Regions from separate parts of the Mus musculus genome. Here region 2 is linked to region 1. A link is a loop called in an ENCODE intact Hi-C map of the cell type or tissue named here. Cell type or tissue: heart. All regions are shown on one strand.

Region 1 (8,000 bases):
CTCTAAGGTATTTATTTTGTTTCTTATTTTAAATGTTTAATTCTATCTCTTTGTCTATTTATTTATTTAGCGTATGGACATACGCTGCAGGACACATTGTGGGAATCCATGCTCTTCTAGCATATGGGTCCCAGAGAATGAGCTCAGGTGGTCTGCCTTGGCCACAGACGCCTCTGCCAGCTGAGCCATTCAGCCAGCCCATGTGTCATCATTTCGAAAGTGAAAAGGCCAAACGTGTTTTCAGATACCTGTAACTCAAGTTCTCTGTGATACTGAGGCAGAAGGGTCACAAGTTCAAAGCCAGGCCACACTGGCAACTTACTGAGACTTCTCTCAAGAATGAAAGGAATTGGGGCTGGAAAGATGGCCAGTGGTTAAGAGCACTGACCGTTCTCCCAAAGGTCCTGAGTTCAAATCCCAGCAACCACATGGTGGCTCACAACCATCTGTAATGAGATCTAACACCCTCTTCTGGGATGTCTGAAGACAACTACAGTGTACTTATATATAATGATAAATCTTTAAAAAAAAAAAGAATGAAAGGAATTGAGGACATAGCTCAGTAGAGTCACTCTTTTTTTTAATAAATTAGATTTTATTAGTGTTAATTTTTTCTTTTTTTCTTAATTTTTTTATTATTTAAATGCATTTATACATCAAACATATTAATAATATTGAGTATTTTGAGAATCAAATAATATATAAAAATTATTTTCAACTTTTATATTTATATCCTTTCACACCCTAAAAATATCACTACTGAATATTTAATCCTGTCTATAACTGAGGATCATATATCTAATGTTGAATACTAAATTGTTTCAAAACATACAAAATATTCTTTGGGAATTAAGCAAAGTAAAAGAGCATAAAATATTAAAAATGAATCATTAAGAAATATATTCAAAATCCTTATATGATACCACATGACATAGTGTGAGAGTATTTAAAACACATTATATAGCGCTTTCATAGTGTGCGCAAAGCCTGGGATTCAATCTTATGACCTTAAAATAAATACACAAGCTAGCTAGGCATCTTGCTCCAGTAATAAGGCGCCTGTGACTCATTCTATACTTGACTGTGTACCACACGCAGTTATAAGCACAGCAACAGTGTGAGTATCGATCGCATTGTCAGTCCACCTTACATATGAGGAAGCTGAGGCAAAGAAGCACCTTGCTCAGAATCACATGGCTAGGAAGAGCAGAGTCATAGTACTTTACAATCCGTGATACCTTGTAACACATGACATCTTTGTATTCAAGAGCTATCTATGGAAATCTCTGTCTGTGTGGGACCTTTGGAGTGTAATTAGAGTAGTGCTATCTATCTCTGAAAGCTTCTTCCACAATATCAGTTTAATTAAGAGAAAAACTGAGAGACTCAGTCATGTTCCTCTAATCTTTCAAGCTCCTCATCACATCAGGATAGTCTGAGAGTCCACACAGCCTGTTGGAATGTCGGGAAGCTAAGTGCTGAAGGAGCGCTTGGAGCAGAAAAAAAAAAAAGATGCTGTGCACGAATGCTTGTGTCAGGACATTTGCCTAGTGTCCCACACCGAAAAGAAAACACTAAAATAAATACAAATAGCAGGATATGAGTTTGGATCTGGATTGTAAGTGGTAGGTGAGGGTAGGTGAGTTGCTGATGCACAAAATGTGCTCACACTTACAGCAGCAACCAGGGAAAGCCATGGCTCCTGCCCTGGAGCCCGTCCTCACGGCTTTTCTGCTACTGCCATGCTGGCGTTTCCTACTTTGCTGTAGTTTTCTATCCTTAGTTAAGGGAATATATATCTAAATTAATTGTTGGCAGGTAACAGATGAACTTGGTACTATCTAGAAACATGCTTGTAAATAAATTCTGATTGCAGATGGCTAGTTGTTATTCTGAGGGGTTTGTTTGTTTACTTGTTTTGGTTTTAGATTTATTTTATATGTATGAGTCTTTTTGGCCTGCATGTAACTATGTGCACCGTAAGTGTGCCTAGTCCCCACAGGAATCAGAAGAGGGCATCAGATCCCTTGGAGCTGGTATTAGGAATGCTTGTGAACCATCATGTGAGCACTGGAAACTGAACCTGGATCCTCCGGAGGCAAGAGTGACACATGCTCTTGACTGCTGAGCCATTGCTCCAGTCCCTATTATGTGATGTTTAATGTACAGACATTGTGTTAATACTTTCTTGCTTGCTTTTACTTATCTAGGGAGCAGATTTTAAGAGTAAAAGAAGATGAGAATGTTCCATTTCTCCTGGTTGGTAACAAGTCAGATCTAGAAGATAAAAGGCAGGTTTCTGTAGAAGAGGCAAAAAACAGAGCTGACCAGTGGAACGTTAACTATGTGGAGACGTCTGCTAAAACGCGCGCCAACGTTGACAAGGTAAATTGTTCTCATTGTTACTGTGCCATGTATCTAAAGGCCCTGTTACCCTACTTTAATCTAGACTCCAGGATCCAAACTATAATTTAGTACAGTGATTTCATTTGTTTGTTTGTTTGTTTGTTTGTTGTTTTTAGTTTGCTTTTATTTATTGAGGGTGGGAGGGAGCCGTAGCACACTTGTAGAAGTCAGAGGACAGTCTCTTTTCTCCTCCCACCATGGATTAAACTCAAGTCCTTGGGCTTGTGGCAAGCACCTTTACCCACAGAGCCATTTCACCAGCTCTGACAGACTGAGTGTATCATCTGTAAATGTTTAAGTAAGACAGTAGAAATTCACCTTGTCTTGGGCCTTCTCAGATATAAGAACTACAGACAAGCGTACTTTTTTAAGTCATCAGAAGTCCTCATCCCACTCACTGCCTTCATTTTTCATGGCATTGTATAGTGTAAAAGCAGCTCTAGATCCTACCGTGCCAGCACTGTGTGTGCTCTGACTGATGCCTGCCTAGTGTTATGTAAGGCCTCTGAAGGGAGGGTGCCTTCTGGATGGAACCCTTTCCAGGATTAGGGGAGATTATCTTCAGGGCTGAGATGGCTCTGGTGCTTGGAGACTCCCAGTGGGGTTCTCTCTAGAGGCGCCCCTTAAACCCAGTGTGCACCCAGTTGTCCTGAATCCTAACAGGCACACAGCCTTAAGGCTCACCACTAAGGATTTTGCTTCATTTGTTCTAGAATCGGAATATGCATTTCTAGAAAGCTTACATTGCTCTGGGTGGCAGTGAGCTTTTGTAGTTCAGTCTGCTTATACTTAGAGGTCCATAATACTGAGTCAGGAAGCATGAGGTTGGTCAGCCATAGTAGAGGCAGGCAGCTGTCTGTGAGGTCAAAGCCAGCCTAGACTACATAGTCGCAATGAGAATATGTCTTAAGAAGAAACACATGCACACAAGAAAAGAAAAAATTTGAGGCAGAAAGCATCATGAGATAAAGAAAAAAAATCAGAGGTTCTTTCTGTTCATTTATAACAGATATTATGGCTGTGTTGTCATGATTAAGGTTTTTAGTAAGGTGGTCAGACTTAGTACTTGGACACAGCGAGTCCTACAGTTTTTCTCTTCCGTATACTGTGCTGGTTTTCTGTAAGATTATATTAAATATTTGTAAAGTTCTTATAAAATGTATTTTAATATTCAATATGAGGGAGTTTTCAAAGCATAGGCTTATCTGTCTTCCTAATTGTCCTAAGACACTTGTGAACACACTAAAAGTGACTGAGAAGAAGGGGAGAGGGGCAGAGAGGCAAACAGAGGCAGTGCACAGAGATGAGCCATGCTGTCACAGCCGTGTCTAGTCAGCTGACCTCAGAAGAAGCCAGTTGGGATCAGAGCACTCACAGGATAGCGAGAAGACAGCCAGCAGTCCAGCAAGAGTGCAGCCCAAATGCATTACCAGAAAAAAGGGGACATGGCCTTAAACTTAAAAAGGACTTTGTCTTACTTATAAAAACAAATGTACTGTTTAAAAAATATAATGTCATATTTTTTAGCCTGTCTCGTTAGGAAAAAAATGAAAGTATATTATTGGCAAGAAATGTACAAAAAGCCTCATATTTATAGAAGGGCAATGTGGTCATTATCTCTCAAAAGTGTGACCCAGCACTTCAGATTCTAAAAGTGTATGTTGTCCTAGTGTGGACAGGGAAAGTAGCACAAATCCCATTCCTAACCAAAAAGCTATTTGTAATTGAGTGGCTAGGAAAGAAAAATGCAGTTTTCCCCAGTGTGCCATCACTGCTGTGCTAACCTACACCCAGGTCAGGTCCTGGGCTCAGGAGCAGTTGGCCAGCACAAGAGCGGCTCAGTAGGTTTCTCTGTGCTCTCTGTTTTGTTTTTGTGCTTTTCATACTATTTTGTCTTTGGGGGTGGTTTGTTTGTTTGATTTTTTTTTTCAGAGAGAAAGAATAAAGTTGGGTTGGCAGGGAGGTGGGAAAGACTGGGAGGAGTTTCAGGAGAAAAAGATTATGATCAGAATATTATGTGAAAAAAATTAAAGTCCATTAATTCAAAAGTATTAAAATAAAAATTAAAATGTATTTTCTGGAAAATTATAATACACATATAAATATATTTACAACGGTAGTAATTGAAACAGAATTTATAGATGCGAAAGACCAAAGCTACGTGTGTCCAATGACAGACTTGTTTTAAGTCACAATGAGTCCTTATACTGAACCCCACTACTGAAAGGAAAAATTGCATTTAACCACTGAGCCATCTCTCCCCTGGCACCCACAGGTTTCCTACTACAAACAGTACTTCACCAAACTTTCTGAGGTTATTAGAAAAAGATTCTTCTTTATCTGAGGTGACAAAGTACCCACCACAGCAGTGTGCTTTATAAGACAGTTTTCTTAGTCTTTACCAGCCCAACTAAGACAGCCCTAAAAACTTGCAAGAGGGCTGGTGAGATGGCTCAGTGTTACTCTTCCGAAGGAACTGAGTTCAAATCCCAGTAACCACATGGTGGCTCACAACCATCCGTAATGAGATCTGACGACCTCTTCTAGTATGTGTGAAGTTAGCTACACACCAGATATAATAATAATAATAATAATAATAATAATAAATTTTTTTTAAAATTGCCAGAACATGGTGAACCCTGATTACCGATGAGACTGCATGTGCTTTGATTGACTGATTGATTGACCCAGTCATCTGCCCATCTGAAGTCTTTCTGCCCATCTGCCTAATGGCTTACATACCTTTTGATTTGTGTCTACTTTAGAATAATAACATTAATCTTCTGTCCACTTCATTTGCTGTCATTATTGTCTCCTAGTCTGTTACATGTCTTCATGTGGCATACTTTATCTTTCACCATGGGAAAAATAGATTATACTGTCAGATTTTGATTATTCTATTTTGTGATTTCTGAATTGTGTAGCTTTCTTAGAGCTTACAACCATTCTAAGCTACATGTATACACACATATACACACAAATTACTTTCTTTGTGTATTATTTTTTATAATAGTTTCTTGGTTCTCTTGACAATTTAATAGTCTCAAGTGTGAACTCAGGGCCACTAAATACTTAAAACTAGAAATACTGGTGAGGGCAGTTTTTATTTTTTAGCCACAGATATTTTAAGTCAAGCGTAAACCTGTGAGTTTGTTTTGTCTGTCTTTATTTTTATTTATGTGAAAAGGTATTTTCTCTGGTCATTAGTGTGGAATTAGAAAGCCAAATTTCATAGGCATTGGGTTGCCCTAAAATGAGAAAAGAGGGTGGAGCCAGGAGAACAAGATAGATAGCCTGGGAGGTGGTTCTGCTATAGGGGGAGTGTTTACCGTCTCCGGGGGTGGGGGGTGGGGAGGGGGGTGTCTGTCTTCCTCTTCCTTGGTTAATGTTTGTTTCAGTTGGCGCTTGAAACAGGACTTAATTCATCAAGTTAGCTGATGCCAACTTGAAATGTTTCCTGCCATGTTTTCTAGTTTGGGTGACTTCTGAAAGTCATTGACTTGTTGGAAAGTTAAGCCTTCTATGTCCTTTTCCTAGTGTACTATATATGTCTGATACAGTGCTGATACAGAGACCAGTACTGGAAGACTCTCACTGGCCAGAAAGGGGGCTTCCTGCTAGAGCTAGTCCCATCTGAATTGGAAGCAGGGGCTTCCAAAATCCCTGGGAGAATTTGAATCCCAACATTGTGGTCTATGGCATTGTGGTATTTCAGCCTTGTATGCTCTCCAGTCCAGAATTTACCTTTTAAACATCCATTCCCTTGTCTATTGAGGCACTAGCATTTTATAGCTTCCTCACTTTCTCACCTAACTGTTACATTTATTGCTCCAGCTCAAAAAATCAGCTATTACCCAAGAATCCCATTTGATGGATTGTTAGTCGGCAGCCTCAACCTGAGAATATTTGCTCATTACCTTCTGGTTATTACCTCTTTGTGGCTTTTCATTGAACAGTGCCAGGAAATCGTTTCTAAAAATAGAAGAAAAGCTCATGAATTCACGCTGTTATTACCCATTCAGATTTTCTATCACAGATCCTTACCTCTTTGAGGTAACACTCATCCTGGAAAGCCTGGCTTCCAGCAGACATTTGTATTGTCCTCCAGTGTGTGAGTCACTTTCACAGCGTGATTCTTGAGACTTGTTTGGCTTTGTTTTTGTTGTTGCTGAGGTTCTGTATGTGTATGTGAGTTCCTGTGCACGCACACACACGTGTGTGTGTGTGTGTGTATGTGTGTGCGTGTGTGTGTGTGTATGTGTGTGCGTGTGTGTGTGTGTGTGTGTGTGTGTGTGTGTGTGTACGTACATGTTGGTATGAGTGTGTGGTATGTTTTTGTATGTGTATGTAGATATAGGTGTGTGTGTGTGTGTGTGTGTGTGTGTGTGTGTGTGTGTGACTCAGAATCACAGGTAGAGTTTCTTGCATGCTAGGCATGATGGTCCTACTTGTTTGAGTTTTATTTTTATCTTTAACACCTAAGGTGAATTTTCCATATACTGTGTTCTAAAGACCCCTGAAATAATTTTTTTCTCTACATGATCATATCATCAACTAGGAATTTAGTCATTGTTTCCAGTTTCAAATTTTAATGAATTTTTGTGTTTTATTTATGGTTTTAGTGGACAAAATTGTAATTTTCCCAGGTGGAAATGTCATTCAGAGGTGCTCGACAGTTCTGATGTCCTCCGTTGCTCTTGAAAATAGTGTTCCTGCTAGTCTAGTTAGTGTCTGGTTCATCCTTTGATAGCTTTATCTTTACAAGTCCAAGCAGATGCACACGCACTCCCTCCATACAAGTACCTTCTCCATACATCTGCACCTGGCAGTTCTCCAGTTAGTTTCCATTGAGAGCTAAAGGCATAATAAGAAAAGCATGTCAGACACTATAGTCTTTGTCACTTGTGCTGTATATATGAGCACACATATTTCTTGTTTGTTTCTAGTCTTATTGAAGGTAGAAGGTTTTATAGTTTAGTTTTTAATTCCATAAGTAGTAATTGAGTTTCTTGAGAAGCTTGGCCAGGTGGTTGGTGAGTTCAGGGTAGGCAGCAAGACTCTAAGGACCAAACAGAATGTAGAACTGTGGACTGTGAGAGCTACCCTCCCTCTTACACTTAGCTTATTATGTAGAACTGTGGACTGTGAGAGCTACCCTCCCTCTCACACTTACCTTATTATATTTTTCTAGGTCTTTCTTTGTTAGAGAACAGATTTGTAGTTGAAATTTAATACCTCAGTTATTTCACTAGCAATTTTTAGTTTCCATGTTAATTTTTTCATTATAAACATAATCATCACCAAATATAAGTTAGCAAAATAGATTTATTGATCACAGAATGCTCATTACATGGTCTGGAGAGATGGCTCAGCTGTGAAAACCACTGGCTGCTCTTGCAGAGGACCCAGGTACAGCGCCCAGCACTCATGACAGCTCACAACTGTCTACAACATCAGTTCCAGGGGATCCAGTGCCTCTGGCCACATCAGGCACAGGGCACACCATTGGTACACAAACATGGGGTACACTGGCACACATACATACATGTATTTAGGCAAAACACTCATACACATAAAATAAAAATAAGTAGCCT
Region 2 (8,000 bases), 58 kb before region 1:
TGAAACCTTTCTTAGTGTCACACCTCCTCCAACAAGAACTTGAATTCTAATCCTTGCAAGCAGATCATCAACTGGGGACTAAGCATGCAAATATATAAGCCTACAGGAAGCATTCTCATTCAAACCACCATAAGAGGAAAGTGTTTATTTCATCATATACTTTCCTCAGTCCATTATATAGAAAGTCTGGGTAGGAACTGAAGGCAGGAACTCAACCAAAGGCCTTGGGATAATGATGCTTAATGGCTTGTTTCCCATGAATTGCTCAGCTTTCTTATAAAACTCTAGATGACCTGCCTGGGGGGTGACACCAACCTCAGTGAGTTAGTCCCACCCACATGAGTCACTGTTCAAGAAAACACCCCTCAGGCTTGCCCACAGGACAATTTGGTGGGGCATCTTCTCAACTGAGGGTTCCTCTTCCTGGATGACTAACTTCTGTCAAGTTAACAAAAACCGAAGTTTTATACTTTAAGTTAGTTGGTGTCTTGCCATGGAGATAGATAGGTAAAGTTAAGTAGAGGCTAAGGATTTATATCGCTTGTATATCTAGGCTCAGGTGTTGTAGTTGGCCTCGTCGATGTCGCTCCACTAGTGGGAACAGAAAGAACAGAGTTCTGACAACTTGAGGCCCTCTTGGACCACAGATTTCCAGACTTTCTATACAGTTAGAGGGAAAGACTATTCAGTGATTTCCAATGTACATTAGAGTTATTGAAATTCAGACTTCTCGATTTCCACCAATTAAAATATGTTGGATAAACTGAAGGCATTTGCTCCCTCAGATTCTGGGGAACGAGTAGGTTTGGGAAGCTCTGGTTCCAGTAAAATCTGAGATTGTACAGAACGCTAAATAGAGCCAATAACTGCCCCAAGCCTCATGAGTCACTGATAAATTACTCTTACCAGGCTTGGCTGCCTTCTTAGTGATTGTATGCAAATGCAGAATGGAGAGGTGAGACAAAAAGAAAATTTTTTCTTGCAATTTTTTTTAGCAAGTTCTTTTGTATAATTTTAAGATTTAATGCAATAAAATCTGTAGAATCCTTAGAACCATAACTGGACTGCAGTAAGGATAAGAAAAACACAAATACAAATGTTCATTGTCCTGTTCTAGAAGTTACTCTGCTCTGGGTTAAATCAGGTAAAATTTCATCAGTCATTAACACTTTCTGTGTAGAAAAATTATATAAAGATGGTAATATTCCTTCATGTTATGGAATCTTTGATTTACATAAATGAAGTTTTTGTATTGTTTAATATGCCAATTTGAATTTTTGATATGATTATGAGTGTACTGTACAGATTCTCACGTAGTCCAGAATGGCCTTGAACTCACTGTGTAGCCAAGGATGGCCTTGAAGTCTTGATGTTTCCAATTCCCCAGTGATGTAATTATAGGCATTCACTGCTATACCTATTTCTCATAATAGATCAAAAATAGGCCCTATTTTTGATCTATTATGAGAAATGTTAATAATATAAAATTTTGGATCTATAATTGAGTAGTATTTTGTACTTTTAGTATATAGTTAGAGTACATAAGGTATTTTACGTTATCCTTTTATCATTGTATGATTTAGAAACCAAAATCTGATTGTAATGAAATATTTCTCTTAAATGAGACAATAGATACACTTGATTCTGTTTAATTCCCTGCATAATTTTTCAATCTTTTAGTACTAAACAGGTTTTATGCTTGTTAGTTATAAATAAGATTATGCATTTTATCACTGGAAATAACTCAAATTAATGTATTAAAGTGCTCTTTGATACATTTTGACATAGTGTGAAAATGACCTTTGAACAGCATCTGTGAATATCAAAATTGAGATCCACTTTAACTTTGTTCAATTTTATATTATATTTCAGGGTTATTATCACATCTTAGCATCAGTTCCTAGTTGTTCTTGTGTGGGTATGGATATATATGTCAACAGAATACTTTCACATCTTCATGCAGAGTTCTAATTTAATTTAAATGACCCTTGTTAAAAAGAGCTATTTAATAAGCAGATTGGTTTTTCCCAGATAAGTGCAGAAATAAGGACAGAGCAGAAGAGAAAGTATTTATACAATCTGGATGGAACAATCAGTGAATTAAACCAGATCAGAGAAGCCAGAAGAACCAAATGCTGTTAGAGAGGAAGCAGCTGTTTAAGCTCAGAGTCAAGGAAGGGGGATAAGGTCACATCATAATTAATGTATTTCAGACCCTTTTCTTTTACAAAAGAAGGGAAGTCTCAAAATATCCCTAATATGTAGGCAGTTTGAGTCTTGGGAATCAAGAAAGATAATATTAATAAGTAGGACACTTGAATAAAATGTGTTGCTTTCTTCTTTGTAACATATTACATAGTTTATTGTAAGAATTCACTCAAAAATTAAGGATACAAGTTTCTGAATATAATGAAGCTAACTTATTGACCATATTCATTGTTTAGGCCTTTTTTTCTTTTTTACAGTAAGAGGCCATTTTTCAATCTGTGTTTTGGATTTCAGTTCCCCCTGCCTCTTGAGACCTCCACACATCAGTTATTTGTTCATATCTTCATGTAGACCACTAGGTACTAGAATAATATTAGAATGGCTATGGACAGTGAGATTAATACAGTATTTTAAAATTTTCTCTTAAGTAAAGCAGAAAGGAGAAAAAGTTTTGAAATTGTGCTCAATGAAGTGAGACTGCATCTGCTTGAAAGTGGCAATATAAACCTATGGCATATCTAACTTCAGCTCGTCCTGCCCACTCCAGAACTTGGAACCCAGCACACAGCAACTACCACTAGATAACACCATTTCACTTCAGACTAAAGAAACCCTTTTCCTGTAACCTATGTCCATCCTTCTTCGCCTCTTCAGTAAAGTACACCTTTCCGCAATCGAGCTATAGCTCTAGGAGCAAGAGTGTTTGGTGGCTAGGTATGAAACTCAGGGTTCTAGCCCCAGCAAAACCAGACTTGATGGTGCAAGTCTCTATTACCAGCACTTGGGAGATGGAGTTAGGTGAGTCTGAAGTTCAAGGTCACCCCCCAGTTACATGGCCAGGACAAAACCACATACACAAAGTACACTTTTATCCTGCATCTTTCCAAAAACAAAACATTGACTTCCAATTCTCTTACCCTCCAGCTGCCCAGCAAACAATTCTTATTTGGCTTATGATGCTTATATGGCTTCATCATCTGGGAATCATCTTTTGGTTGGTTACTGGCACTATTAAAAATACCTTTCTCTTTCCTCTTCTGCAATAGTTCACTGTCTACTCTATGTTTGCTATACTGCCCAACTCCCCCATTAATCGGTCCTCCATTTATAAACTGCTTAAAATTTGATGTATCCAGCCATTCTACTTCCAGAATTTAATAGACACAAAAGCCAGCCATGACTTGACTCCTGTCTCCTTCTGTAGCCTCATCTTTCTCATCAGCTCTTGTAGAACTTTTAAGACAGATAAGTGGCACTCAGCCTTCTCCATGAACCACTGATCCCTGTTCTGCGGGGACTCCCTTTATTTGGATCCACATTTACCATCGTCTTTTTGTACTGGAAAAAAGATCATACTTAAGTTTAAAACTCTAACCTATTGTTAGTAAAGTTATCAAGTCTTCCCTCCATTCATACTTCCAAACGCCAAGTACTAGGTTTCTAGACTGCAAACTTGATTGAGTGTACATTCATTCCTTTAAGTAGTCATGCCAACCAACCAAGCCGTTGGTTCTTCATTTGGGGCCAAAGGAAATGAGAATTTTAAAGTCCAGGGAAGAACGTGTGGCCGCTAACAGACACTAGGCAAACTATCTCGAACTTGTGGGCAGTTTTAAAGAAAACAACCGATTCAGTTTAACTACTAATTTAAGACATTAGTGTGTTACGGAGCCGTCGCCTTATCTCAGTGCCAAATCTAGTGTCGAAGGGTCTACTCCAAAAGGAACCCGAAGCCCATATGCTGAGGCCAGTTCTCCACTCGGTCAGCTACCGAGACCCTCCAACCAGGACAAGCGACCAATCCACCAACTCGGACTTGATCTGCGACAAACCACGTTGCAGGCTACACACTGGAAAACTCTTGCAAGAGAACCTAGCAGCCCCCAGAAGCAAGATGGCGGCCTCCCCCTCCCCTTCTTTCTCCAGGAACCCCTCCATGTCCGGGGAAGACGAAAACACCGCGACACGGGAATCCCGGCACGGCCTTGGGGGGGGGGGGCGGGCTACGCCTCGCGAACCCGGGGACTCGCCGTGGGTCCACCGGGAGGCTGTACCACTGCGCCTCCCCCGCGCCCGTAGAGCCTTTGTTCGCAGTCGCCATGGAGTACTCGGCCCCACGGCCAGGAAGTGCGGCCTGGCGCCCCGCCCCGCTGGCCCGCGCCCCGGAAGTGATCTGCGGCGGCTGCTGCAGAGCGGCCGGGAGGAGGGTGGGTCTCCCTAGAGCGGAGCGCCGGAGTCCTCCTCCTCCGCCGCCGCCCAGGCCGCCGCCGCTGCCGCCGCCCTCCGGACTCCTCTTGCCGCGCCCCGCGCGGAACTCCGAGCGCGGTCCGATCGGCGCAGCCGAGGCCCAAGAGCCCGCGGGTCGAGCGGCTCGCGGTGCAGGTGAGAGCTCGCCGGCCGGGGAGGCCGGGCCGCGGCGGGGGTGTGTCCGACGGGCCGGGCCCGCGGCCGCCGAGATTGCACGTCCCGCCTGCCGCCTGGGCTGGGACCCGACTGCGCCCCGACAGCGGGCGGCGTCTCCGGAAGGTCACCTGTATAGCGCCGGTGGCTCCCAGGGCTGTGCCCGGGCGGTGCCCGCGACCTGGGGCCGCCGCCGCCGCCGCCGCAGTCCCTGCGCCGCACTCCACCCCGACCTCCCTCGCTTTCAAGCCACTCTGCCGGTACAGAGCGGCTGCTTTTCGAGCTTCTCTGCCAGTGTTTGGAAGGAATGGCGTTTTCAGACTAAAGTCTTTAGACGCGTCCAGCTGAATGCTCGAAGGCTCTTCTAGTACAGGTTTAGCCTTTAGAAGAGGAAGGGAATGTAGGCATTGTGTGATGGGGGTATCTTCCGCGTTCGGTGCCTGAAAGATGTCAAGGAGTAGAAGATACGATTTGTGTGCTTTACTTGGGCATTCGTGTGTTGGAGTGGGCGGGCGTGGTGGCGCTGAGGTGGTTGTGTTGTCGGGAGACTTAGGAGGAATTAAAGAATTTACTGGCCTTTGCATGGAAACCAGAACGTCCAGACTTGTGAGAGCTCATCTGAGTGTCTTTGAGCTACTGTGAGAACTCTGGTGCCACGCCCTACCTGTCAAGCCAGGAAGCACACAATTTACAAACAGTTTGGGTACGTGTGCCGGGAGAACCTTTATTTCTGTAAATTCTTTTCCTGTAAATAAATTACAGCTTTAATCACGTTCCCAAAATTGACTAACAGATTTATTACTCACAGTGTAGAAGGCATTCCCTTTGGCTTATGCTTGTTAATATGTACTATTACCTATGCTGTTTGTATCTGTTGATACAATATTCTTATAAATGACTCCTGTGACCCTTAAGATGTTTCTACGGCTCAGTTGTTTTCAGAGGAGGAGCCTTTTCATCTTCTCTGTTACCACGTAAAGTGCTCAGAACTCCCCACATTTCTTCACTGAATGGATGTGAATGTGTACAGTTGATGGAAAAGTCACTTTCCAGAAGCGATTGACTGTGGCTGGTACTTGCATACCAAGCAAAAGGTACTAGATTCCATCTCTAGCAAGGCCTCCAAACAATTTTGTTAAGAGCACAGTTTTGTTACTTTGGGATTCTTGGAACATGAAAATTTTGCATTGTCTTTTTTGTTCTCCAGGAGATCAAGGAAAAATTCAGGAAGAATTTCATTTTCACTATTCTGACCTGGAAAAGGTTAAAAATATTTAGGGACTGTGATTAGACGAATACTCATTTATATTTTATTGTTTCATGTTTATTTCTAGAGTATATCCAGAGTTAGAAGGAAGAGATTTACTGGCAAAAGATTGCAAGTATATTCTTGGGGTTGTGATAACTGTACCCAGCCTTTAAAAAGAGGAAGTTAGGAGTTGATGCTGCTTAGAAATAAGGTGAAAAGCACGGTTTCTCAGAGTGGCTCATTTTTTGTCAAGGATACATGAAATCTTCTGACACCCCGACGTGACCTTGGCATCTTTGATCAGCAGCACTTTGATGTTCGGAGATCCACATGCTTCTCTCTCTGCTGGGTGTGCAAATGCACGTTTATTTTGAAGTAGTATTTCATTACAACTATTTTTCCCCAGGGCACTCCGTGTGGGGGAAACTAATCATAGGAAAGAATTATAGGAAAGAATGTTCACCAATTTTTTCCTCACCATTTTTAAGGGAATGTTTTGGCCTATAGATGGTTGCATTATTCTCAGGTTAAGCTGCACGTATCTTTGTCTTCTAGTATATGGTGGTCCTGCACTGTCTTCTAAGTAGCGTTTTAAATAAACAGAGTACAAATAAATGTACCAATATCACTTCTTGTATATGGGTCCACCAAACTAATAGGTTCTTGTATTCTTTTATAAATGAGTAAAAAGAGCAATCATTTTACAAATACTGGAAGCTGTGAGTGTTAACTAGGGAAGAGACTGATCTTGAAGAGGTAGGAGACAGTTTCCATTGTTTTATAAGATACTATAATTCTTGGATTAAGGAGAGAGAAGCCTTTGGTTTCATAACATTACTATCCAGAGGTTAGATTTCCCTTCTTTAATTCAGCACCTATCTTGGTAATAATAGTTCTTATATATTGATTGCCCATCAAGCACTTTGCTGAGGATTGTAATGATACCAATATACTTATATTATTTCTTATCTCCATCATAGCTCTTCCAGATGGATGGTCTTCCCCAACACTAAGTCAAGTTATTTCACAAGCTAGCGTGTAATAGAGCTAGGATTTAAAAGTACAGTAACAATTTCCAAGAGCACTGAAAATTGCAGCTAATCCTAAAAGTCAAGGGGAAAGTGATTCTGACTGACCCGAGCTTCCAGAAAAGATACTATGCTTCTCACTCTTAGTCCCGAAGGATGGCCTGGAGTCACCAGTGACTAGCCAAGTGGGAGCTGCAGGCATCTTTATTTCCAAGGTGCTTACGAACACAATGTAACTGTACTCCTACATACAGTCTGTTGTGTACCAAGATGACAACTGGTCAAACATTGTGCTTGTAGGTGTCCTGGTAGAGAAGGAACTCAGAACAGGATCTCTGATGGCTTTGTACTTCTGCAGCACCTGTTGGAGCCGGCCCTGTTTGTAATTATATTTGTTTCCTTCTTTCTTCCACTAATGTAGATGGGATCAATGTAGGACAGTAGGAAGAATATTTTAAAAAACAAAAAGAGTTGTAGAACTCTATTCTTATAGGTCTGGTTGCCTTTTCCCCTGCAAGTGTGGAGTTTAAGAAAGTAATGGAGGGAGGGCATGCCCATCCCTTGGTTTAAAAGATGGGAATGAGATGCTGTCATTCCAAATACCAGAGTTCCGTCTCCAGCCCCCAACAAGGAACAGGATTTCTTGTTTAGTTTTTAAAGCTGAGTACATTTTACAAGGGAATTTTCATCATTGATTTAATCATACATGTAAGTAAAGGTTTATTTCCTCAACATCATGAGAGTAGCCTATATAAGCCATTAATTTTATTTATTTATTTTGAGGGGTGGGGATTTTGAGACAGGTGTTTCTCTGTGTAACCCTGGCTGTCCCGGAACTCATTCTGTAGACAGGATGGCCTCAAACTCTGAGCTCTGCCTGCCGCTGTCTCCTGAGTGCTGACACTACCACTGCCCCGCTTAAATATAAAAAATTGAAAAGCTGAAGGAAATGTCATGTAGAAATTAAATAATATGATGCTTTCCTGAAAGCCCTGCACAGTGTCTTGTGTTAGATACAAGGGACAAAATTCTTGACATATATAATTTACTTAACTCTGAGTTCCAATTCTATTGTTTGATTCAGATTTGAAACTAAGTGTCAGGGTTTCACAGTA

What was found. A loop is a pair of places that touch in the nucleus more often than their neighbours do. Peaks named below come from ENCODE experiments on the same cell type or tissue, not always from the same donor. Only the 100,000 strongest peaks of a DNase experiment are listed, where the experiment ranks them.
Region 2: it touches region 1 in a loop (4-fold over the local background); 2 of 42 quality-filtered maps call a loop at or near these places.

What each region holds. Positions count from the first base shown.
Region 1 is chr13:17,882,892-17,890,891 of GRCm38, reverse strand. It overlaps Rala (v-ral simian leukemia viral oncogene A (ras related)), which reads left to right. Exons shown (of 5, transcript NM_019491.5): 4 at 2,211-2,385. Among named protein-coding and RNA genes, the nearest start is that of Rala, 57 kb to the left of the region's middle. In heart, no CTCF peak of the experiment used is centred here; no DNase peak of the experiment used is centred here.
Region 2 is chr13:17,940,607-17,948,606 of GRCm38, reverse strand. Rala (v-ral simian leukemia viral oncogene A (ras related)) reads left to right here and starts at 4,390. Exons shown (of 5, transcript NM_019491.5): 1 at 4,390-4,590. In heart, no CTCF peak of the experiment used is centred here; a DNase peak (open chromatin) is centred at 4,366; H3K4me3 peaks cover 2,407 bases; H3K27ac peaks cover 1,821 bases.